Linked DNA regions of Mus musculus: region 1 is linked to region 2. A link is a loop called in an ENCODE intact Hi-C map of the cell type or tissue named here. Cell type or tissue: left cerebral cortex. All regions are shown on one strand. Links, peaks and the distances in the headings refer to the core of each region. The heading gives the core; the rest is flanking DNA. Region 1 overlaps Airn (antisense Igf2r RNA). Region 2 holds the start of Mas1 (MAS1 oncogene).

What was found. A loop is a pair of places that touch in the nucleus more often than their neighbours do. Peaks named below come from ENCODE experiments on the same cell type or tissue, not always from the same donor. Only the 100,000 strongest peaks of a DNase experiment are listed, where the experiment ranks them.
Region 1: a loop joins it to region 2, with 2.1 times the contacts of the local background. A loop is called at or near these places in 2 of 42 quality-filtered maps.

Annotation. Positions count from the first base shown.
Region 1 is chr17:12,791,431-12,803,176 of GRCm38, reverse strand. All of the region lies in intron 1 of Airn (antisense Igf2r RNA), which reads right to left. Among named protein-coding and RNA genes, the nearest start is that of Igf2r, 28 kb to the right of the region's middle. RefSeq lists an enhancer at 10,107-11,746. In left cerebral cortex, for the core only: a CTCF peak has its summit at 5,553 (motif pointing left); a DNase peak (open chromatin) is centred at 5,495.
Region 2 is chr17:12,864,149-12,875,894 of GRCm38, reverse strand. It overlaps Mas1 (MAS1 oncogene), which reads left to right and starts at 7,752. Exons shown (of 9, transcript NM_008552.5): 1 at 7,752-7,796; 2 at 10,037-10,151. In left cerebral cortex, for the core only: a CTCF peak has its summit at 6,949 (motif pointing right); DNase peaks (open chromatin) are centred at 5,580, 7,018 and 7,720.

The sequences.
Region 1 (11,746 bases), core at 4,159-6,658, 71 kb after region 2:
ATTCCTCAGTTGAGAGTTCTTTGTTTAGCTCAGAACCCCATTTTTAATGGGGTTATTTGAATTTCTGGAGTCCAGCTTCTTGAGCTCTTTGTATATATTGGATATTAGTCCCCTATCAGATTTAGGATTGGTAAAAATCCTTTCCCAATCTGTTGGTGGCCTTTTTGTCTCATTGACATTGTCTTTTGCCTTACAGAAGCTTTGCAATTTTATGAGGTCCCATTTGTCAATTCTTGATCTTACAGCACAAGCCATTGCTGTTCTGTTTAGGAATTTTCCCCCTGTGCCCAGCTTTTCCCTACTTTCTCCTCTATTAATTTCAGTGTTTCTGGTCTTATGTGGAGGTCTTTGATCCACTTAGACTTGAGCTTTGTTCAAGGAGATAAGAATGGATCAATTTGCATTCTTCTACATGATAATCGCCAGTTGTGCCAGCACCATTTGTTGAAAATGCTGTCTTTTTTCCACTGGATGGTTTTAGCTCCCTTGTCAAAGATCAAGTGACCATAGGTGTGTGTGTGGATTCATTTCTGGGTCTTCAATTCTATTCCATTGATCTACCTGTCTGTCATTGTACCAGTACCATGCAGTTTTTATTACAATCGCTCTGTAGTACAGCTTAATGTCAGGCATGGTGGTTCCACCAGAGGTTCCTTTATTGTTGAAACACTGTGTATCTTGTGAGACTTTCTTCCTGGGCAAAGCTATACCAGGAATCTAGAAACTCAATTGGTATCCACATGGGGCAAAGTCCTGTGCTCTTTTGAGTTCTTGCTTTGGAGGCTCATCCCTGGTATGTGATAGGCGTTTTCAGAATGCCTTTGTCAGCAGGGTTCCAATTCTCAGTTTCTGGGTGAATGGGCACACATGTTCCACTTGTACACAAAGCACAGTGATTCCTGGTAGTGACTTTAGAGTATAATCTCTCTTTGTGTTTTACGACGTGCCACAAACATTAAGCATCTCTGGGCTCTTCTCGGAAGGGACGTTCTGTATCTCTGACACATGAGCGAGAGTAATGTGGTCAAAGTTAGTTGGGAAGAGAAACATCTGGGAGAGTGAGGGCGCTGAGAGGGGCTGGGGGTGGGGGTGATTAAAACCCTTCTGCTTTGTGGAGCCCCGTGAGAACCGTTTTACAGCTTGAAGAAATAAACACACATTTCCAGCCAGACAGGAGCATCTGGAAGGTTGGAAGCCAATGGCTGTGTTGCAGTTGGGAAGATATTATAGGGATGACTATTTTTTAGAATCCAGTGTTTCACAGCAATTGTAATAAACTTTCCCTGGCTGTTCTTCTAAATGACTACTTTGATATATATATATATATATATATATATTTTTTTTTTTTTTTTAAAGAGAGATTCCCATTTCAGACTAGTTTTATGCTTATTGGCAGATTGCAAAGATCATTCAGGAGGCCCTATAAACCCCACTTCCCTTACATTTTGTCTAATGATTTCCAGTTGCATATGAACCTGGATCCTCTGCAAGATCAGCAAATGCTCTTGACTGCTGAACCATTTTCTCTAGCCCTGATAAGCGTTATTTTTTTTTTTTAATCTATCCAATTTTATAATGGGCAGAGATTTGAGCAAATACTTTAGCATAGGAAGTAAACAGATGGCAGATAGCTAGGCATGGTAGTCTATGCCTGTTACCCTAGCACTTGAGAAGCTGAGGGAGGAAGATTAGCATAAATTGGCTGGGCGTGGTGGCGCACAGCTTTAATCCCAGCACTCGGGAGGCAGAGGCAGGCGGATTTCTGAGTTCGAGCCAGCCTGGTCTACAAAGTGAGTTCCAAGACAGCCAAGGCTACACAGAGAAACCCTGTCTTGAAAAAAACAAAAAACAAACAAACAAAAAAAACCCAACCCAAACAAACCAAAAAAAAAAACCCACCCCAAATTACTGTCCCCAAAAGATATATAGACTACAAATAAGACAAAGTAGAATATCCAAGATTAGATGTAATTAATTCAAATACCGACTAAAACCAATGAGATACCACTCACCCTCATTAAGATAAATTAAAACATACTAACAAAGAAGATATGGAAGAACTCTGTTCCTTGGGAATGAAAGAATCATGCAAACATTTTTTAAAAGGTCTAATTGTTTAGCAGAGTCTTAAGCATGGCCACCATATGCTCAATCTACCCAATGCCAGGTAGTTGTTCCAAAGAAAAGACAGTACTAATCCAAAGACAGGGAGAGGGATCAACCCTGGAACATCCCCACAGTGGAAAATTACTTAGTAACACAGACGAATGAGCTAGCGGGCCCCATGCAACAATATATAACTATGCTGAGTGGGAGGATTCTGACAAAGGACTACATATTGTTGTAGGATTCCATTTCTGCTCTAGAAAATGATGGAAACACCAATGTCTGCTTGGTGGACACTGGAATGGACTACACTGGAGAGACAGAGGGCCATTCTGGGGGATTGTGCTGATGGTCTCAGGGGCCTTTGTATGCTTCAAAAAATGGCAAATTTTCTGCTATAGGCAATCTGTGTGTCAACAAGTTACGGCTTACTAATGATACTTTAATAATCTTCTGTTTGTGTGTTTGCTTTGTTTGCAGAGACAAGATGTCATGTACCCAGACCTCAAGATGTCTGTATAGCAGAGCATGGCCCTAAACTTCTGATTCCCCCCACCTCTGTCTTCCTTAGTGCTGGGATTACAGGTATGTACTGCCATACTCTGTTTATGTGTGGTTGGGAATCAACATAGTACCATGTGTGTGCTAGGCAAGCAATCTACTGAGTTATATACCCAGCTGTGAAGTATGTGTGTGTGCACTCATGCACATTTGTGCATGTGAGCACACCTTAGCTGTCTCTTTTATCATAATCCTTAAGTTTTTTGAGGCATGGTCTCTTTTAGAGCTCTGATAATGTGATCGACAATCTTGTGCTACTTATATGACATGGTCTCTCACTGAACCTGGACCTCACTTTTGTACTAGGCTAGTGATTAGCAAGCTCCAAGTATCTTCCTGTCTCTGTCTCTGCCTCTCCAGCATCCGTGTGGACCATGCCTGGCTCTTTTTAATGTGGGTGTAGAGATACATCCTTATCCTTCCCCAGCAAGCCCATATCCATCCACTGAGCCGTTTCCATAGCCCTCCAAGCTCATCCCCAGCAAGCCCATATCCATCCACTGAGCCGTTTCCATAGCCCTCTAAAGCCCTTTTTTTTTTTTTTACTTTTAATGATTGAATTTGTTTTTGTCTATGTATATGTATGAATGCACATATGAGTATGGATGGCCATAGAGGCCAGAAGAGGATTTCATGGAGCTGAAATTACAGTTGGAATTCTGTGAGTCACCCAGTGTGGCTGTGGGAATCAAATGCCTGCCCTCTGGAAGATTACCACTTAGCTATCTCTCCGGGTCCACCCCTCAAAGCTTTTAAAATGATAATATGAAAATTCTTCACTGAACCATTGCCAAGAAATTTTATTGCAAAATTCCTTTTTATCAAAGTAAGATAAGACGGTGCCAAAAGCTGCAAACCAAAGGGAGCCAGCTGCTCCAGGGAGGGGGGCTTTCTGTCTATGAGCCTTCTGCAGAGGGATGGGCTCGGCTGGATGGAGAGTGTGCGGCACTTGGCAGAGCACACAGGTACCATCCATCTCTTAGCTGTGCGGCCCTGTTCTCCCAGGGCTTCCTAGGAGCCTGATGTCCTATTGTACAGTGTGCTCTGAGTTCTGCAGTATCACCACTAGGGATAGCGTGTGCTTAGCAGTCGAAAGCCCTCGGCCTCTATATGCTTGGGCTTGATATGTGGAACTTAGCAACCCTGAAATCTGCATCTGCAGGGCAGGTCCACATAAAATTAACCTCTCTCTGCATGTGTGTATCTCTGTGTATCTGTGCGTGTTGTGTTGTGTTTTGTTTTGTTTTGTTTTGTTTTGTTTTGTTTTGTTTTGTGATGAGAGTCTTGCTATCAATCCTGGCTTGTCTAGAACTCACTATGTAGCCCAGACTGGCCTTGAATCTGTCAGTCTTCTACCCCTCAGCTTCCCAAATGTTAGAATTCATTCTCTAGGTACTTTTAGTCCACCAAGTCAGATATACAATATATAAGCAAATGTTTTTTTTTCTTTTTCGTGTGTGTGTGTGTGTGTGTGTGTGTGTGTGTGTGTATACTTGTGGAGGTCAGAGGACAGCCTTAAGGGCCATTCTTCCTCAAGTGCTGTCTAGCTTGTTTTTTACAACAGTCTCTGCTTGGCCTGGGGTATGCCAAGAAGACTGGGCTGAAAGGCTGGGGAATCAGCCAGCTTCCTGCCTCACCTTCCTAGTGCTGGAATTACAAGCACATGATCCTACGCCTTGCTTTGTTTTATATGTCGGTCTTGGGGAACTGAACTCAAGTCCTTGTGCCTGGACAACCTATTGGAGAGTAGAAGTCCACCACTCTTCTTGGCACCTTCTTCAGGGTAACTTCTAAGCTGAGGAGGCTTTATGTAGAACCTTGGGTGTGGGTGTGTGTGCAAATAATGGGAATTTTCTTAGCCTGGGCTACATGGAGATCTGGGGGCTAGCCTGGTCTACAAAGACAGGCCCCGTCTCAAACAAATGATAAGTTGCTTAACTCAAAGCGTTGTTGTAAAGATTAAATGTGTAGGTTCTTAGAGTAAGAGCCCAGTGAGTCTCTACTGAGTGATATTATCGTGTGGAGTTGGGACAGTGCTTATCCACTGTCCCCAGGAAAGCGGCCACTTGCCTCTCTGATCATTTCTCTTCAAGGGAAGAGCTGGAGAGGACTGGCTCGAAGGTCCATCAGGGAATCTCCTTGTTGCAGGCTCTATCAGTGATAAGAGCACATGTAAAGGCATCAAGTTTAGCCCCTCACAGGACATATTCTTCTAAAAAGCACTCCCTGTGGCAATGGTGGCATACGTCACTAACCCCGTGGCTGAAGTTCAAGGTCACACTGGGCTATGCAGTGAGACTACACCCCAAATCACAACAAAGTACTTTGACCAGACACTCAAAACCTAAAGCTAACCTTTGTGGTTTCTGGGGATGTTATCTGCTTGTTAAGTCCCAGACATGGACACCCCAAGAAACACTGTGGGACCTGCAGGTTGCGGAGAAACATGGGCTCATTCATGAAATGATCCCCAAAGCTAACTTCCTCTGGTTCACCAGGAGCCATGTAAGGCACTGGCTGCCCACAGTGCTGACCCCGAGGCAGGACTGTGTTCTTTTATGCTTCTGTTTTGAGATAGCTTCTCTCTGTGTTCTCTAGGCTGGTCTCACTCCAGCACGTGATTCTCCCAGGACAGCTGTATTCTGCTGCTCTGCAAGAGATCCAGCCTGCTGGGTCTGAGTCCCCCATCACATGCTCAGGAGGTAGGTGTTGCCTGTTGTCCAACACCTTTTGCAAAGAACAGCAAGACACAGAGCAGATAATCTGTAGGTCACACCAGCTCCTGTCAAAATTTCTTTGTGGGCACTTTCTATTCTCAGAGGAATGTCTAGTGATACCTATGATGTCTGGAAAAGGGCTGCAAGAATGTTGGACTGCAATGTTATTCTGCCATCTTGTGGTAATCACATTGTCAGGATCTATCTATCTATCTATCTATCTATCTATCTATCTATCTATCTATCATCTATCTCTCATCTCTCATCTATCGATCTACCTATTCTGCCTGCCTATCTATATCATCTTTCTATCTGTTTATTTATTGTGGACTGGAACCTAGAAGTTATCCAGGATATTTCCTTTTCTGAAAAGAAAAAAGTTCAGCCTTCCAGGATTCTTTATTAATAACCATTACACTCTATGAAGAATATGTTATCCAAACAGCAAATTATAGCAGAACGTGGTAGCAGACACCCATAATCCCATCTCAGGAGGCAGAGGCATGTTTGAGGTCAGCTAGTCTCTATAAGTGAGATCCTGTCTCAAAAAAAAAATCAAGTTATACTGAGATCAATTTTTTAAAACATATTTCTTAAATTTTATTCATATGGGTGTTTTGCTTATATTTTATGCCTGTGCACCATGTGTATGCCTGGTGTGAGTGGAAGTCGGAAGAGAGTGTCAGATGCCCCTGGAACTGGAGTTACAGACAGTTGTGAGCTGCCATGTGGATGCTGGGTATTGAACTCAGGTCCTCTAGAAAAGCAGCCAGTGCTCTCATCTACCAAGCCATCTCTCCAGCCCCTTAGAGTAATTTTAAAGTTGAGAATGGGGGTGCACACCCATTATAACCCCAGCATGTAGGAGGTGGAGGCAAGAGGACCATGGGTCAAGGCTGTCCTGGTCTCAAAAACAAACACAACTATCAGTCTCAGTTCTTGTGTGCGATAACCTCAAATGTTCGTTCAGTTGATGTCTGTTTGCTGTGTGGAGCAATGTTAGGCTTCCAGAGATAATGAGATATGATCTCTGCTTTCAGGGAGCTCTAAAAATGCTGAAAAAGGGCAACTTATATACACGTCTAAACTAGGAATGGTGGCATGGCACTCTCCTGCAACCCAAGTCACAGGAAGACAGAAGCAGGAGGGTCACTAGTTTGAGGCCAGCCTTGGCTTGACAGAGCCACTTGTCTAAAAATAAAAAAAGTTCAAATCTAAATTACAAGGCCCAAAGCATGCATTTGTTATAATAAGAGATACAATGGACTGGGGTTGAGACACTTTGGAAATCAGGCAAAATCTACTGAGAAAGGTGGCACTAGAGTCCCTCTAGGGAGTCACTATACCTTCTTGGGAAAACAGGGCATGGTGGGCCTGCCTGAAACTTCAGCATGTGAGGGATAGACACAGGCCAATCAGGAGTTGGAGGCCCGTCTAGCACACATGAGACCCTGTCATAAAGACAAACCAAAGGAGGCACATAGGAGGGTTCTAGGTAGAAACCTGTGGGTCAGTACAAAATTTTTGGATCAAGTACCACTATCCCAGTCATAGTACATAATTTTTTTCAGCTCTTTGAGGCAGAGTTTCTCTGTGTAGCTCTGACTGTCCTAGAAACTTACTTTGTAGACCAGGCTGGCTTAGAATTTACAGATCTGCCTGCCTCTGCCTTCTAAGGGCTGGGATTAGAGACGTGAACTAGTCCCATTGCCCAGCCTAGTCAAAGTATTGTATTTGTAAAATACTTGGACATAATTTAATGCACAAGTGGAAAGGAAGCTATTATGATTGGCTCTTGTGTTTTCTTCCCGCATCCCACAGGATTGTCAGGTCTGTTTACACACACACACACACACACACACACACACACACACACACACACACAGATAACCATACCCCCACACACACTCACATTCACTCACCCACCCACACCGGTGGCTTTAATGAGAAGGGTTATTTAAGATTATTCTGATGAGTTTTGTTTTAAAATTCAGTGTTCAGCAGGTAAAGGCCCTCACCACCAAACCTGATGTGGGCGGAGAGAACCAGTTCCTGTGAGGTAACCTCTGGCCTCCACTCGAAAGCTCCAGGTGGGCACATTCCCCTCCCCCAGCAAGATAAATAAATGTATGAGTGGTAAAACACTGATTGACTGAAAGTGAATAAGGGAGACAGGAGGGCGTCTGGGAAAGAGAGTGGGTCTGTTCTGCCTAAGCCAGGCGCTAATCCACAGCAGGGTATTGTTTATCTGTCTTCAGGAATCTGGAAATGTAACTAGGAACATCAGAAAAACCTCTCAGTAGAGCAGAGTCGACTGAGAGGTTGACAGCAAACTGGGGATCTGTGATGGTGTTCAGGAGGCACAAGGGAAAGAGAAGCGCACAGAGGCAAGGACAGACCTCAAAGGATGCAGATGCCTCTGGAACCCTGTAGCTTGAGGTGAACCTGAGATGAGGTTTTTCATCTGGAAGTGTCCTGACAGGGACAGACTGTTTGAGGACACCTTAGCAGTTTTGCCCAGTTATGGTGGCACACACACAGGATCTCAGGAGATAGAGGAAGGGAGATCAGGATTTCAACACTGTTCCCAGCTCCATAGGGAGTTCCCAGGCAGTCTATGTATCTCAAGTCCAGGGCTGAGACTCAAACCCTGGTCTCTTTGAGCACTAGGAAGTCTACCACCTACCTTTTTTTTTCCTTATTTTTTTAAAAGACTTATTTATTTATTATATGTAAGTACACTGTAGCTGTTTTCAGACACACCAGAAGAGAGTGTCAGATCTCGTTATGGATGGTTGTGAGCCACCATGTGGTTGCTGGGATTTGAACTCAGGACCTTATGAAGAACAGTCAGTGCTCTTAACTTCTGAGCTATCTCTCCAGCCCTACACCTCCAGCTCTAAGTGGGTCAGACCTCCTGAGGCATCTCCAGTGGCTGGGGGAGGCCTGGTCTGGAGGCAAAGACCATCAAGCAGCTATCCTGAGGGTGGCCTCGGAGATGGAAAAGAATAGACCGCTGATATTTTTCCTTGCCTGTGCGAACCCCGCGATGCCACATCATATACCCCTACATCCATTGCTTCTGGGCCCCATTGAGACCAGTTCCGCCCGTTTGTACAAGTGATTATTAACTCCACGCCAGCCTCAGGAGTCTTTTCAATATTTTGTGGTCTTGCTTCTGTTTTTCTTCTGCCAAGGACTGCTCACTCCATGGAAATCTTGGTTAACCGTAAGATCTTGCCAGAGAAAGCGAATGCCTTCGGGCGAACACACCCAGGAAAGCTGGTCTCTCTCCTACGTGGCTAGGAGCCTCCAGGAAGAGGGCTCCCTTGTTGTGATTGAATAGTATCGAAGCTGTTTTGTGTCTAGTTGTTAACATGTGTCTGCTTGCTTTCACCTAACATTCCAGCGCTGAGAAAGGCCCAAGTCCCATCAGTCTTGGCAGAATCTGTTCAAGATGCTTTCCTCATTTAGTAGTGAGAAAGGGTTGGGTGGAGGCCAAGGTCACTGGGAGACTCTCCCCTGGTGCTTGAGAGAGCTTCCTGCCAAGATTTCCTATCCCCTTTGGTGGCAGATTTGCTGTGGGAACAACCTCACCATCTGTACGGAGCCTGCAGATAGAAAACACACAGGACATGTGGGCCTCCCTGCCCCAGGCCTGCACGAGCTGTAATCGACACCCCTGTTGCCTGCTCTTGGGAAACAGGAAGTCTGAAGGAGTGCTTGTGGTTCCACTGGGCATTTCAGCAGCTCCGGGACAGAACCACTTAAACAGTCAAATGCAGCTCCCAGGTGCAGAGCAAAGTGGCAATCGGCAATAGCTGCTTGCAGGAACCATTTAGTACATAGCGATTTCAAAAAAAAAAAAAAAAAAAAAATCTTGGGGATGGAGAGATGGCTCAGCAGCTGCGAACACTTGCTGCCTTTGTAGAGGGTGTGCACATTAGCTTCCCAGGACCTATGCAGTGCCTCTCAGTGGCTTGCAACTCCATTTCCAGGAGCTCTGAAGCCCCCTTCTGGCTTCTATGGTCACTGTGCAAAGGTGGTTGGTGCTCATAACCCCCCAGAGGCTCACACACATAGTCAATGAATAGTTATTTTAAAAAAAAAAAACAATAGAACATTGTCTTTCTTTTCCCCCCATGAAACTGTCTATAGGTCTGTTGTGGTGGAACTATTCCACCCTTGCTTGTTGAGGAAATCATTTTTAAGAGGAATGAAGACAGGCCGAACTCATGTAGACCCAACCAGAAGAATGTATTATAAGGATTATGGGTAAAGTTTAATTGGAAGAGTGCTGACCAGGCTTGCATGTACCACATAAACCAGGAATGGTGGTACATGCCTATAATGTCAGCACTTGGGAAGTGGAGACAGGAGGTTAGAGGTTCGAGGTACCTCTTACTACATAGCAAGTTTGAGGCCAGTTCAGGTTACTTGAGACTCTATCAAAAAAAAAAAAAAAAAATCCCAAAGGCAAGATGGTGAACAATATGGAAAAAAAGAGAATTTTCTGCCTGAAGCGATGAACAAAGTCCACGGACTCTCACAATAGCAAGGTATGCCATTCAGGGTTTAGGTTTTTTTTGTTTTGTTTTGGTTTGGTTTTTTTTTTGTTGTTGTTGTTTTGTTTTTGTTTTTATTTTTACTTCAGAAAAATACCAGGATTGAATCAATCCAACGGGGGAAAAGTTTACTTTTGCATCCTGCTTAGGACTGTTCTTCCAAGGTCTTGCTGGGTACCAGGATGACTTATCTGAGCGTCTACACTGTTGTGTGGCAAGCCTGAGACACAGCTGATGGAGATAAGAACTGTAAACGTGTCAAAATGGAGGAAGGGATGAGTGAGCTGGTGGGACGGAAGAAAAGTGGATCAGAAAGAGGATTCCCTTGAGCCACCCCCTCCCCCATTCTGTTGTTAATCTGACATGGGTGAACCTAGGCTAGCATGGCCCCCTCTGTGGGGGACCAAGGCTAGTGACACAGGTCCTGTGCCCTGATCCTGGCTCTCATCCTGCAGTCTCACAGGCTGGATGCCTTGTCACTTTGCCTGTTCAAGGTTCAGCACGTGCCTCTCCAGATGGCCACACCCTGCCCAACCCTTGAACTGTGTTCCAGAGCCAACAGAACTGTGTAAACAAGAGCAGCTGGCAGGCTCCTGCTTCTCATGGTTTCTGCTCTGAGATGAGTTTTCTAAAACGCCTCTGGAGTCCAATAGTCCTGGATGTGACTCCAGACTCCTCCGCTTCCTTATTCTACGTTTTAGGCAAGCGGCTCAAACTTCTTGGCATTGTCGGTGCTAATTGTTGGTCCCTGAAAGGTTTCATCGACTGTCAACCCCCAGGCTACAGATTGCTGATACCATGTAGATTTGGACAAACTGAATTGGAGTTGTGATTTGTAATTCATCCCTGGTTATAGGATGGTTGCAAGCAATACAAGTTATGAAATATTATACTGATTTACTTCCTTTTCAAAATTCCCATCACTGTGTATCTAGGTCATCATGGAAAGAGTAAAACAAAAAAAGAAAAGAAATAGAAAAAAATACTGCTTTTTTTTCCTGCTAAACCTCTTTGGTGGGGCTATGTATTTTGACTTTATACTTAGCATGTATTATTATTATTATTATGAGTTATAGCTCCAGCTAGCCTGGTTCTTGCTATATAGACCAGGCTGGATTTAGACTTGTAGCCATTCTCCTGTCTCAGCCTTGCGAGGGCTCTGGTTATAGTGACCTGGCATACTGGCCTATCTAACTTTTTTGGTTATAGTGATCTGGCATACTGGCCTATCTAACTTTTCTGGTTATAGTGATCTGGCATACTGGCCTGTCTAACTGTTTTAGCTTAATAAACCACCTCAGTCTCTTGGAGTTTGGATTCCATTTGTTCCTTAAGCATTCACATGTCGGGGGTTTAGTCCTTAGCATGGTGACTTTAAGATGTGATGGTATCTACAGGAGGTAGAACCTGGCCTCAGGGGTTGGGGGATGTAGCGCTCAGGAAGGAAGGAATGGATGTGGGGCCCGTGATACCCTGGTTGGGCTCTTGAGAGAGTGTTTTTATAAAGGTACATGCCTGGGCCTGTCTCTCAGGCTTCCTGTCTGGCTAGCTCCGACACACTCTTTCCATGATGTCATCCACAATGGGAGAGAGGGAAAAGAATCTTTGAAAGAGCCAACATTATGCTGGAAGAAATTTGATAGTCAAACTTGGACGTAGTGGCTTGGGCCTGTAATCCCAGCACCCAGGAGGCTGAGGTAAGAGACCAGTGAGCTAGAGGCCAGTGTGTGTGAGAGGAAATGAAAGAGGGAGGGGAAAAAGAAAAGAAGAGGCCCAGAGAGAGAGACTTGTAGTTTT
Region 2 (11,746 bases), core at 5,462-7,961:
ACTTGGGGTTTAACAGAGGAGGGAGAACGCAGGAGAGGCAATTCTTTCAAGCCCCTGCATCCCAGGCAACCTGTGACTTTGTCCTCCTCAGAGCTCTCCCTGATCTCTCTCTTCACAGCCAGATCTTCTCTTCCCGTTGATGAACCTAGCCTGCCTCAGGGAGGGAGTGTCTCAACAACTTCTGTGGTTTTGATAAAATATATAACTTTTATGGATGAGAAAAGTAAATTAATTTCACAGACTTTGGAGAGGTCAGAAGGAAGAAAACCAAACCCACTGGCTTTCCTGTTTGACCACTCAAAGATAGCTGCTTCCTCTGTTGTTTGCCTTGAGGCAAGGTTTTGTTAAGTAGCACAGGCTAGCCTCAAACTCGGAATACTCCCATCTCCACTTCTTGAGTGCTGCAGCTAGCAGCTATAGTAGGCATGGGCCACCATGCCCAGATGCATCTTATTTCTGATTGACACACCATAACGGTACACATCTGTTGAATGCATGGTGATGGTTGAACACATGTGAACCTGTGCAGTGGTCAGGGTGGGTGGCATCTGTCATCACAGACGTTTGCTATTTCTTAGTGTTGAGGACATTTAACATCTGCCCCACTATCTATCTGAAATAGTCACCTGATCATTATGTGTGCATGTGTGTGTGGAGGCCAGAGGTTGACATCTGGTGTCTTCTTCCTAGCTCTCTATTTTGTCTGCTGAGGGAGAGCATGCTGGTTGTAGGCTTTTGTCAACTTGAACCAAACTAGAGTCATCTGGGAAGAAGGAATTTCAGCTGAGAAGACGAAGCCATCAGATTGCCTGTAGGCAAGTCCATAGGACATTGATTGACAACTAGTGTGGGAGGGCCCATCCCACTGTGGGTGGTGCCACTTCTGAGCAGGTACTCCTGGGAAGAAGGGTAATCAAGCAAGAGCCCAAGAGCAAGACAGCAAGCATTATTTCTCCATGGTCTCAACTCCAGGTTCCTGCTCTGAGTTCCTGCCCAGACTTGCCTCCATGATGGTCTGTCTACTGTGAGATGAAATTAACCCTTTCATTCCTGTGGTGCTTTTGAAATAGAATAGAAAGCAAACTTAGTGGGGCTGGAGAGATGGCTCAGTGGGGAAGAACACTGACTGTTCTTCCAGAGGTCCTGAATTCAATTCCCAGAAACCACATGGTGGCTCACAACCATCTGTAATGGAATCTGTGACAGTGTACTCACATACATAAAATAAATAAATAAATAAACAACTTAAAAAAAGCAAGGACTCAGGGTGTCTCACTGAACCTGGACCCCCTCACATTTTCAAAGAAGCGTTTTGCACACAGAGCCATTGCCACAGCTCTGGATTGCAGATTACAGAAACATGCCAGTCCTCAGTCTGGCAATTCTCAAAAGTATGGTTCTCAGAGAGTGCTTGCTTATCTCTCACAAAGCCCTGGATTCCACCACATGCACTGGCAATAGTGTTTTATAACTATAATCTCAGTATTCAGGAGGTACAGGCAGGAATCCCAGAAGTCAATGTCAATGTCATACTCAACTCACTAGCTTGGGAGTTAGAGGCTGGTCTAGGCTAAAAGAGACCCAGCAGCTGTGCACAATACCTGCATAAAATCAAGCCACTTCATTCTAGCATGGAGTGGGGAGGGGCTCACTACCCCTTGCTGGAGAGCTAATGATAATAGATGACTGCTGGATGAGGGGGAGCCAGCATTCTTTAAGGTGATGGCCCCTGGTAGGTCAGTTATGCTCCAGTGACGGTCTCATTCTCCTGCGGACAGGTCAAACTGGACTCCATGAGTCATTAAAAAACAAACAAACAAAAAGGGCACAAAGTTGGGGTGGGGTGGGGGTGAGGTCCTGAGAGGGGGTTAGGTGAGGAGTAGGGGTAAGTATGATAAAATTACATTGTGCGCATATGAAATTCTCAAAGAACAATAGACAATATTTTTAAAAGGTTGCTTTTGGAAGCAGCATAAGAGAGAACTTGTACAGAGAAGCCCCCCCCCACTTTTTTTGATCATTCTCAAAAAAACTATCTAATAGGGAAAATGATATCCAGAAGTTTTTACTGGCAGGCTTAGCACTTAGCAAGGTGGTATTTCTTGGTATTTTGTTTCTTCTTGGACAGAATGTTCTGGATGCTTTGCTCATATTTTCTCCTCTTGGGAATTGGGGTCCTTGCTGGCCTATGAACATGCATGGGTTTTTTTCTATGGCCTTTACTGGTCTTCTCCAGGTGCAGCCCAGACCCCCAGTTTCTTCCCTCTCTTTCTCTTCCTTAAGTCCACTGTCACAACCCCTCTGTCCAAGGGCCAAGAGTGAGAGCAGAATTGGGGTGGGGGTGGGGCAGAAAGATCCTGCAGGGATCTTTGTCATAGACCAGGAGCCACCAGGCAGCCGCTTGCAACAGCCTGCCTGGGGGCCAAATGTTCAGTGCGGAGCAGTGTGATAAGTCAGCGCATACTCGTGGCTATCCTTTCATGGTAATCTGAACAAATAAGGGACGGGGCTGCCTGTGAAAGGAACAGCATCCACACTAAACTTCCTGCCCAGGTACAAGTGTGTTAGTGAACAAAAAGGAACTCACTTAAATCGTATGTCTTAATATTCTGGCCATAGGAACAGAGCATAATTTAAAAGAAAAAGAAGAGCTGGGTGGTGGTGGCGGCAGCGCATGCCTTTAGTCCCAGTACTTGGGAGGCAGAGGCCGGCGGATCTTTGTGAGTTTGAGGCAAGCCTGGTCTATGGAGCGAGTGTCAAGACAGCCAAGGCTACACACAGAAACAGAGAGATAGAGATAGATAGATAGAGAGAGAGAGAGAGACAGAGACAGAGAGAGACAGAGAGAGAGACAGAAACAGAGAGAGAGACAGAGAGAGAGACAGAGAGAGAGAGACAGAGAGAGAGACAGAGAGAAACAGAGAGAGAGAGACAGAGACAGACAGAGATAGAGAGAGACACAGAAGACAAGAGCTGAACTAGTAAGTACAATTATACTAATCAGTCAGATTGGCTGGCTCCACACGGTTGTTAAGGAACCCAGAGAGGTTAGAGGCCATTCTCACGTAGCATGTTGAGGACTCTGGGCTCAGTCCCCCAACGTGCTACCATACCATTTCCTGTAGGTAGGCACCCTTCAACCTCCTGTCTGCATGTAGATACCTCAGTCAACATCTGTCTGTAATTATCCACTGTAGTAGAGAGAACAGGAGGGCATAGCGAGGAAGGGGAAAGAGAGCGGGGTACAGTCTGCACAACCTGCCAGGGACAGTGCCACATGTTCTGGTGGCAGTTGCCTTCCCAGTTCCCCCACCCTTTTCTGGATTTACACCCGGTGTCTAGAACATGTTATTTATGGTCTTTACTAATGAGTTCTCTCAGCCTCTCAGACCCAGTCAATCAAGGAAGCTCGGCGGGGGTTAAATGTGCTCGCATCTGTGTGCCAGTTTTCTACTAGAAACCCACGAAACAGAACAGAGCCACATTTTATTTCGGGTGCTGTTTCAGTGCTCTAAGCCAAGTGTCGCTCAGCGGGTGTGCAGAACCAGCACCATGCACATTGTGCGCACACCTGTGAGCTTACCCACACATATATGGGGCACGATTACTAGGCACGCTTTTAATTTTTTTTTATGATGCTGTTACGGGGCGGCGGGGGGGGAGCGCCCTCTGTGGTTGTAATCTGACCATAACACCCCTGTTTTAGAAGACTTAAGCCCCCTAAGGTAGACCTTAAGATTCTCTTAGAGTGGATTCTCTTTCTACCCAGCGTGGCCCTCTTTGCAGAGGGCTGGGAAGGAGGAAGGCTCCCGCACACGCAAGTCACAGAGATCTTTTGGAACGGGCAAGTGGGAGCACTCACGGTCTGCTGGTGAGGAGCCACTGTGGTAATCTCTGGTTCTTCCCTCAGGGCTTGCTATTTCTGCTGGTTCTCATACCCTGTTCAGCAGACAAGAAGGTTCTGGAAGGCTGAAAGAGTGCCCACACCAGTCTGGCACCGGTCTGTTCTCAGGGTCTTATTTTGGCTTCAGATCTGGCCAGTGAAATTTAGATTCCTGTTGGCAAGCCCTGAGGGTAGAGGGCAGGGCTAGTTTTCCTCGGAGACCTGTCAGTCAAACTAATAAATAATCTGGAGACACTTTTGGTAGTTTGCATCAAGTCCCAGCTAATGGGAAAATATCCTGATCTACTCCAACAGGAGCCGGACACTGCATTCCTCTCTGGTTGTTAGTGAATTGGATATGTGCATCAGCACTCTGGTTGTGAACACCTTCGGGTCCCCATCCATCTCACTCCCGCCTCCTGCATCTCTAATCTCCACCTGGCCCTAGAGTAGCCCTCGGGATCCTTTCAGAGTGGACTCTCTTTCCAGCCAATGTGACCCTCTTTGCAGAGGGCTAGGGAGGAGGAAGGCTCTCTGTGTACTGGGCAGGCCAGCCTACAGGCACCGCTGGGACAGGTACTAGGGGGTTTCTTTGCCAATTCCCACTCAGATAATTACCCTCCCCACCTCTCTGCTGCAGGTGATGGCTGGAAGACCTGATTTTCAGGACGACTGCGGGGAGGCAGAGCATAGAATGAGAAATGGTCCCAAGGAATGTTTGCTGGGGAGTGGAGTGGCAAGCTGTGGGCCCTGTCCCAGCCCGTGTGTCCTTCCTTGGGGCTGTAACATTGTCCTGTTTTCATGAGCTACCAAGGAGGAGGACGAAAGCTAGCTAGCTAGCTCCAGCAGGCTGTGTGTGCACACGCACGTGTCAGGGCATCCCGTGGAGGTCAGAGGAGAATGTTTGAGAGTTGTTCTCTTTCATCCTGTGGGTCCCAGGGATCAAACTCAGGTTGTCAGGCTTGGGGACAAGTGCCTTTGACTCACCCTGCCCTACTTGGGGATTTTTTTTTTCTTTTTGAAAAAGTCATTGGTATTTGTGGAAGACTCCCCCTCCACATGAGTCACAGCCTTTGTAATCCCTCCTCTTTTTTTTTTTTTTTTTTTTGGCTTTTGAGACAGGGTTTCTCTGTGTAGCCCTGGCTGTCCTGGAACTCACTCTGTAGACCAGGCTGGCTTCGAACTCATTGAGATCTACTTGCCTCTACCTCTCAAGTGCTGGGATTAAAAGCTTTGGCTGCTGTTAGCGTTCCCTCTAAGCTCCGCCCAACAGTTACCTGGCAATAGCCTGGCTTGCTATAAAAGAGGCTGATTTGCTCCCCCCCCCCTTGCTCTCTCTGCTCCTTCTTTCTCTCTGATTCTCTTCTCTTCCTGATTCCTTTCTTCCTCTCTCTCCATTCTCCTCCCTGCTCCACCCCTTGTTTGGCCAGCCTCTTCTCATCTCTTCTCTCCTTCCCTCTCCTTCCCTTGCCCCTTGCCTCACCTCTCCTCTCCTCCTCTCCTCCTCTCCTCTTTTCCCTCCTCCCTCTCTGTCTCCACTCCCTTCTTAACCTTCCTTCCCATGCCCTAATAATATAAATAAACTCTCTTCTATGCTATACCTGTCTTATGGCTGATACCTTAGAGTGAAGGGATGCCTCAGCATGGGCCCACAGAGGCACCCTCCCACCCACCATATGGCGCTCTATAAGATATATCCTGGCACTTTTTATAAAACACAACTACTACCCCGCCTGGCTGTAGTACCCCTTCCTTAGGTGTGTGTGAGAGAGGGCTGGAAACTGACTCAATGCTAACTATGTAGATATGGCAAAGCTGGTGGGACACTATTTCAGTGCTAATTTGTTGGTTTATTTAGACAAGGTCTCCTATAGACTAGCTCACCTTGAATTCCTAATCCTCCTGCCTCCCCCTGTCATCCATTTCAAAGGATTGCACCACACCAGTGAGAAAAGTCATGACAATAGCCTCTCTTGGTGCCAGTATTCTCCAAGTCAGCCTTTCTTGCTGTGACAAAATAACAGAGGCAACAACATTAAAGGAGGGAAGGCTTCCTGGGCTCAGGGTTTCAGCCAGGGCCCTGTCTGTAATGTTTTGGGGGCCCAGCATAAGGCAGAGAGCATCACCGCAGGGAACAGAGGTTCTCACCTAAGCATCAGGATAATGGTAACAGGAGGTAGGGCGAGGGTGGGGGTAGGGGGTAGTGTGGGGGGTGGGGCGGGGAATGGCCAGGACCACATACCCTTTTAGAGCACACCCCCAGGGACTTTTTTTCTCTGAGCTGCTCTTCTAAAGTTTCAAGCTCGTTCTAGCAGCCCCAGCAGCTGCAGGAAGAGCTTTCAGCATGTGAGCCTTAAGACGCATCCCATAGCCAAGCTGAAATAAGACATTAAAAACCTCAGGTTACAGTCATACCTTTTTTAGTTCATGTTACTGTTCACAAGTGTAACAAGACCCCAGGCCAATCTCTAATTCTTCTTAAGAACAGCTGCTATGGAAGTGGAGAGATGGCTCAGAGGTTAAGAACACTGACTGCTCTTCCAGAGGTCCTGAGTTCAATTCCCAGCAACCACACGGTGGCTCACAACCATCTGTAATGGGATCCAATGCCCTTTTCTGGTGTGTCTGAAGACAGCTACAGTGTAGTCATATAAGTAAATACTTAAAAAAATAATAATAACAGCTCCTATCAATTATCCTCCTTTACCCTCAGTTTCACAGTGACAAGTACACTCCTCTGTTCTTGCCCACGAGTGTGGAATGTCATTGATCTCTTCTAGTTGAGGGATAAACATCTTGCTTTGCTATGCCATTTCTTGTCCAGCCCCAGGGATCGTCTCTCTTTTGTACTTCCCAGTGCCAGGATTAGAGATAGTTAACCTGGGTGCCTGAGGTCCAAACATGCTTGCCTTGTAAGCACTCTATTGCTGAGTTGTGTCCCAGTCTCCAAACCAAGTGTTTCATGATATGAGCTTACCTGAGCATAAACTATCACACAGCTTGCCAAGCAACATTTATTTAAAAAAAAAAAAAAACAAACAAAAAGAAAAGAAAAGAAAACCCTACCACTTGATGGCACCAGCAAATAAGGAACCCACTGGGGCTTCTCGATGCCTTCTGGCAGAGTCCTGTGCATTTTCCCAAGGGCCAGGGAGGGATGCTATTTTTTGAGGTGGTTTTGAAGTAGCTCTGTTCTCAGAGGCTCTTGTTGCCTGAGGCTGGGGCTGTGTTATCTGAGAAGTGTGGTCTGACAGACCTCACCACCCAGCCCGAGTTTAATGCAGAATTTCAAAGTTAAAAGTACTGCCAGTGGAAGAAGTGTTCTGGGAACTTCCAAGGCGGGTCTGTAAAAATATCAGTGGTCTCTCACGGAGGACTAAGCATAGGGTGTTTATTTTAAGACAGGCCTGGAGGTTTGGGGCTGATGGTGGGGGGTGGGGGTGGGGAGCAGGGGGAAGGAGTCCTGGAGAAGGGAAACTAGTCACTTCTCGTGGCAGATGTGTGTGGTGTGTGTGTGTGTGTGTGTGTGTGTGTGGTCCCCCACCAACTGATTTGTTTGCTCTGTGCAGACACTCTCCTGATGCCATATAATTACATATAATCATAATTCAGTTCTGACATGGTCCTCCTGGAGTTCGTGTACTCCAGCTTGAAGACTCATTCTGGACAACCCATAAGCCAGGGTCCCTCTTCAAGTTTGTTAGTGTGATTAGAAGACTTACAGATACGTTAACTTACATGTACCTATTGATTGTAAGGCTAAACCTCAGAGCAGCCAATGGGGATGCTCAAGTGAGGAATGTGGGCAGGGACAGAAGCTTTTAGAATCTCTGTGTCTTTTACCCAGCATTCCAAGCTGCATTCCTTTAGATTGTCACACACATGCACCTGGTTACATCCCTGGCAAAGGCAGGTAAGCTCTACCTCCCTCTATGAAACTCCCTATCTTCTAATGCAGCTCCTCTGGCAACTAGCCTCCCTCCTTAAGGGCTTTCCACACACTCCTCAGGAACACAGACTTAAGTGAGGCGGAGGAGGGCCTTGAAAGTTATCAAACAGTGTCTCTTTCCACCCGTCAGGATGGCTGTTACATACACACACACACACACACACACACACACACACACACACACACTCACACACTCACACACTCACACACACACTCACACACACACACACTCACACACACACACACACTCACACACACACACACACTCACACACACACACGATGTCTGTTACACAAACACACACTCACACATATACACACACACTCATACACATACACACATACATACACACATACTCACACATACATACATACATACATACACACACTCAGGCACACATAAATACACACATACACACTCAGGCATACACATAAACACATGCACACAAACGCATGCACACACACAGACACACACATAAATACATACACACACACTATATATATATATATATATATATATATATATATGCATGTGTGTGTGTGTATGCAAGTATTGGTGAGGACATAAGACATCCAGATTTTGTGAGTGGAACAAAATGGGGAAAGCTACTGGAGGCCTATAGGGAGGAGGCTCCAGGTAGGGACCTCCCTCCCCAAAACCTCTATATAAGTAGTTTAGATAATTATTGCTCACCATTACAGACAGAGCTAGAGAAGTTACCAACAGCTGAGGTGGCTCTCTCCTTTGGTCACTTTTTCTGTGTCTGGAGTGGCAGGAGGGGGAAGGGCGTTCCCCACTGAGTCTCTTCTTGACCCTCTACCCACATGCTAGCCATGGGCTTCTGACCTTGGCACAGCTGTCCAGGCAGTCTTCATTTTGCTCAAGTACTCTGTTCATAAGGAGCAGGGACACAGAAAACATCTTTAGCACGGGGGTGTCAATGGCAAGACGGAGGCCAGTGCACCATGCAGGGGACCAGGGGTGGCAGGGCCGCTGACTCACTCTGCTTCACGGAGGCAGCAGCCACGTCTTGGTGGAGCTAAATCTGCCGCACGCTTTTAGCTCATGCAGTTGTTGGCAACCTAACTCAACAGCCTGGGTTATTTTTTGCCTCCTGGAGATTGGTGAGCCAGCTAACGTTCCTTTAATAAGTGCTCCTTCTACAGAAGTTGGTGGCCATTTGAGTTGCCTGCGGATCCCTCGGCACTTGTAAAGTTCAGGACCAAAAATACATGCAGAGTGCCTTCTGGGTTTCTTTTGGTGATGTCTAGCAGGTATTGATTCCATAGGCTCTGGAAAATCATGAGGGAAGAGAGAGATTTCTGGGCTTGATCAGCAAACATGTCTCCTCTAATTCTATAATGCAGAGCTCTGAGAAAAGATGGCAGCCTAACTATCATGAGCTTGTTGCTCTGACAAAAGCATCTTGCAAGAGAAGTGGTTTATCTTGGCTTATAGTTTGGGGATACAGTGTATCATGGTGGGACAGGACTGTGAGGAGGCCGGACATGAAGCACTGGCTGCCAGGAAGCAAAGAAAGATGAACCCTGGGGGCTCAGCTCTCATTTCTGTTTCGATGTAGCCCAGGATCCCAGCATATGGGATAGGACTACCTACATTTAGACTGGGTATTCCCACCTCAAGTAACCTAATCTACAAAAGTCCCAGCATGCTCAGAGGCCTTGTCTCTTTACTGACTCTATGTCCATGAAATCGACAATATTAACCGTGGCAGCAATCAATGAAATATTCTCAAACAGCTAAGAGAGAATTCTTGTTTCCAGCATGAAGATACATCTGAGGTGATATACATAATGTGTTAAAGTGTCACTATACTCTACATGTGTATGATTGTTTGTATATACTTGGTCCAGAGTAGGTGTGTCACTGTGGGTGTAGACCTCATCCTAGCTGCTTGGAAACCAGTCTTCTAGCAGCCTTCAGATGAAGATGTAGAACTCTCAGCTCCTCCTGCCCCATGCCTACTTGGATGCTGCCATGTTCCCACCTTGATGATAATGGACTGAACCTCTGAACCTGTAAGCCAGCTCCAATTAAATGTTGTCCTTATGAGAGCTGCCTTGGTCATGGTGTCTGTTCACAGCAGTAAAACCCTAAGACAGAAGTTGGTATCAGGAGTGCATTCTGTTATATGTCACCTAAAAGTAAAGATACTTTATAAAATATATCCTCCAACAATTCAGGATCTATTCCCAGAAGAATGAATCGACAGAAAGTGATTTTTTTTCCCACGCAAGATTGAAAAGGGGAGAGATTTAGACACATGTTATAACATAGATGGAACTAGAAGACACCATGGTAAGTGGAAAAAGCCAGTCTCAAAAGGAAAAGCATTGTCTATAAGATATCATGACAGAATAAACAATGGAAAGGAGGGGATTATCCACTTGGGCCTGGTGCCAGGGTTTCAGTCAGCCTATAGTCTTTTGCTATGTTGCTTTGGGGCCACGATAAGGCAGAACAGATGTCTGCTTTGTGATAGACAAGGAGCAGGGAGAGAAGGCTGAAGAGGAAAGGGCAGGAGGAGGGATCCAGCGCCAGTACCCTACCTCCTTCAACCAAGCCAACCTTCTAATGCTTCCATCCCTTTCCAATAATGCCCTCAAATGCGACCCCATCAATGGATTAATCTTTTCAAGAAATCAGAAGCTGCAGGATCCCAAAACTGGCAACCAAGCCCTGGTACCTGAGCCTGGGTGGGAGAGCGTACTTCCATATCATGTCTCCTTTCACTTACAGGTGGTTCCTGAGCAGTGAGAGCTACAGAGAGAAAGAAGGATGATGGCTGGGAGGAGGGCCTGGAGCATGAAGAACATTGTGTATATATATATATATATATATGTGTGTGTGTGTGTGTGTGTGTGTATATGTATATATGTATATACACACACACACATATATATATACACACATATACATATATATATGTATATGTGTGTGTGAGTGTGTATTTTTTTTTAAGATTTTCTTATTTATTATATGTAAGTACACCATAGCTGTCTTCAGACACTTTTTTCTTCTTTCTCCAGCCCTATTCACTCTGGCCCAAAGATTTATTTATTTATTATATGTAAGTACACTGTAGCTGTCTTCAGACACCCCAGAAGAGGGCATCAGATCTCATTATGGGTGGTTGTGAGCCACCATGTGGTTATAGGATTTGAACTCAGGACCTTTGGAAGAGAAGTCAGTGCTCTCCAGCCTGAGAACATAGTATTTTAATGAGCAGAGCAGAGCTTCCATTTGGGAAGATGAGAAGGTTCAGGAGACGGGATGGCAGCGATGGCTGCACAGTTACGTGATCGTACTTAGTGGAGCTGAGGAATGCTTAGAGCTCCAGTTTCCTGAGCTGGGTAAGAAAACAGATCTTAATGCCTTTCCAACGTGCCCAGCAGGGAAGTTACAATTCAGCTCTGTAACTTGGGTACTATATGGTTTGAATTTCTGTGTGTTCCCCAACCCCTAAAACTGCATTAGAGTCTCAACTGCGGGCTCATTTGGAAACTAGGCCATTGCAGTCAATATGGGTCATACTGGAATAGAGTGAACTGGTATTGATTTAATCTAGCCTGATTGGTATCCTGATACAAATATGGAATTGTAAGGGCAAGGCCATGGGACAACAGAGGCAGAGAAATGCTGTAGTGTTAAGCAAAGGATGCCACAGCTTGATACCCACCACTGGGAGCTCAAGAGAGGCAAGGCTGGTTTGTACCCAGCCTCAGATGGAGCCTGGCCAAGCTGGCATCTGAATTTGCACTCTTGGCTTCTGACACTGTGAGAGAATACATTCTGTTTTAGGCTGCCCAGCTTGTGGGTTATAGGAGCCACAGCCAATGGGCACAGTGAGTTTTCAGAATGCCTGCTTACCAGCACACCCTCCCCTTGTGTCA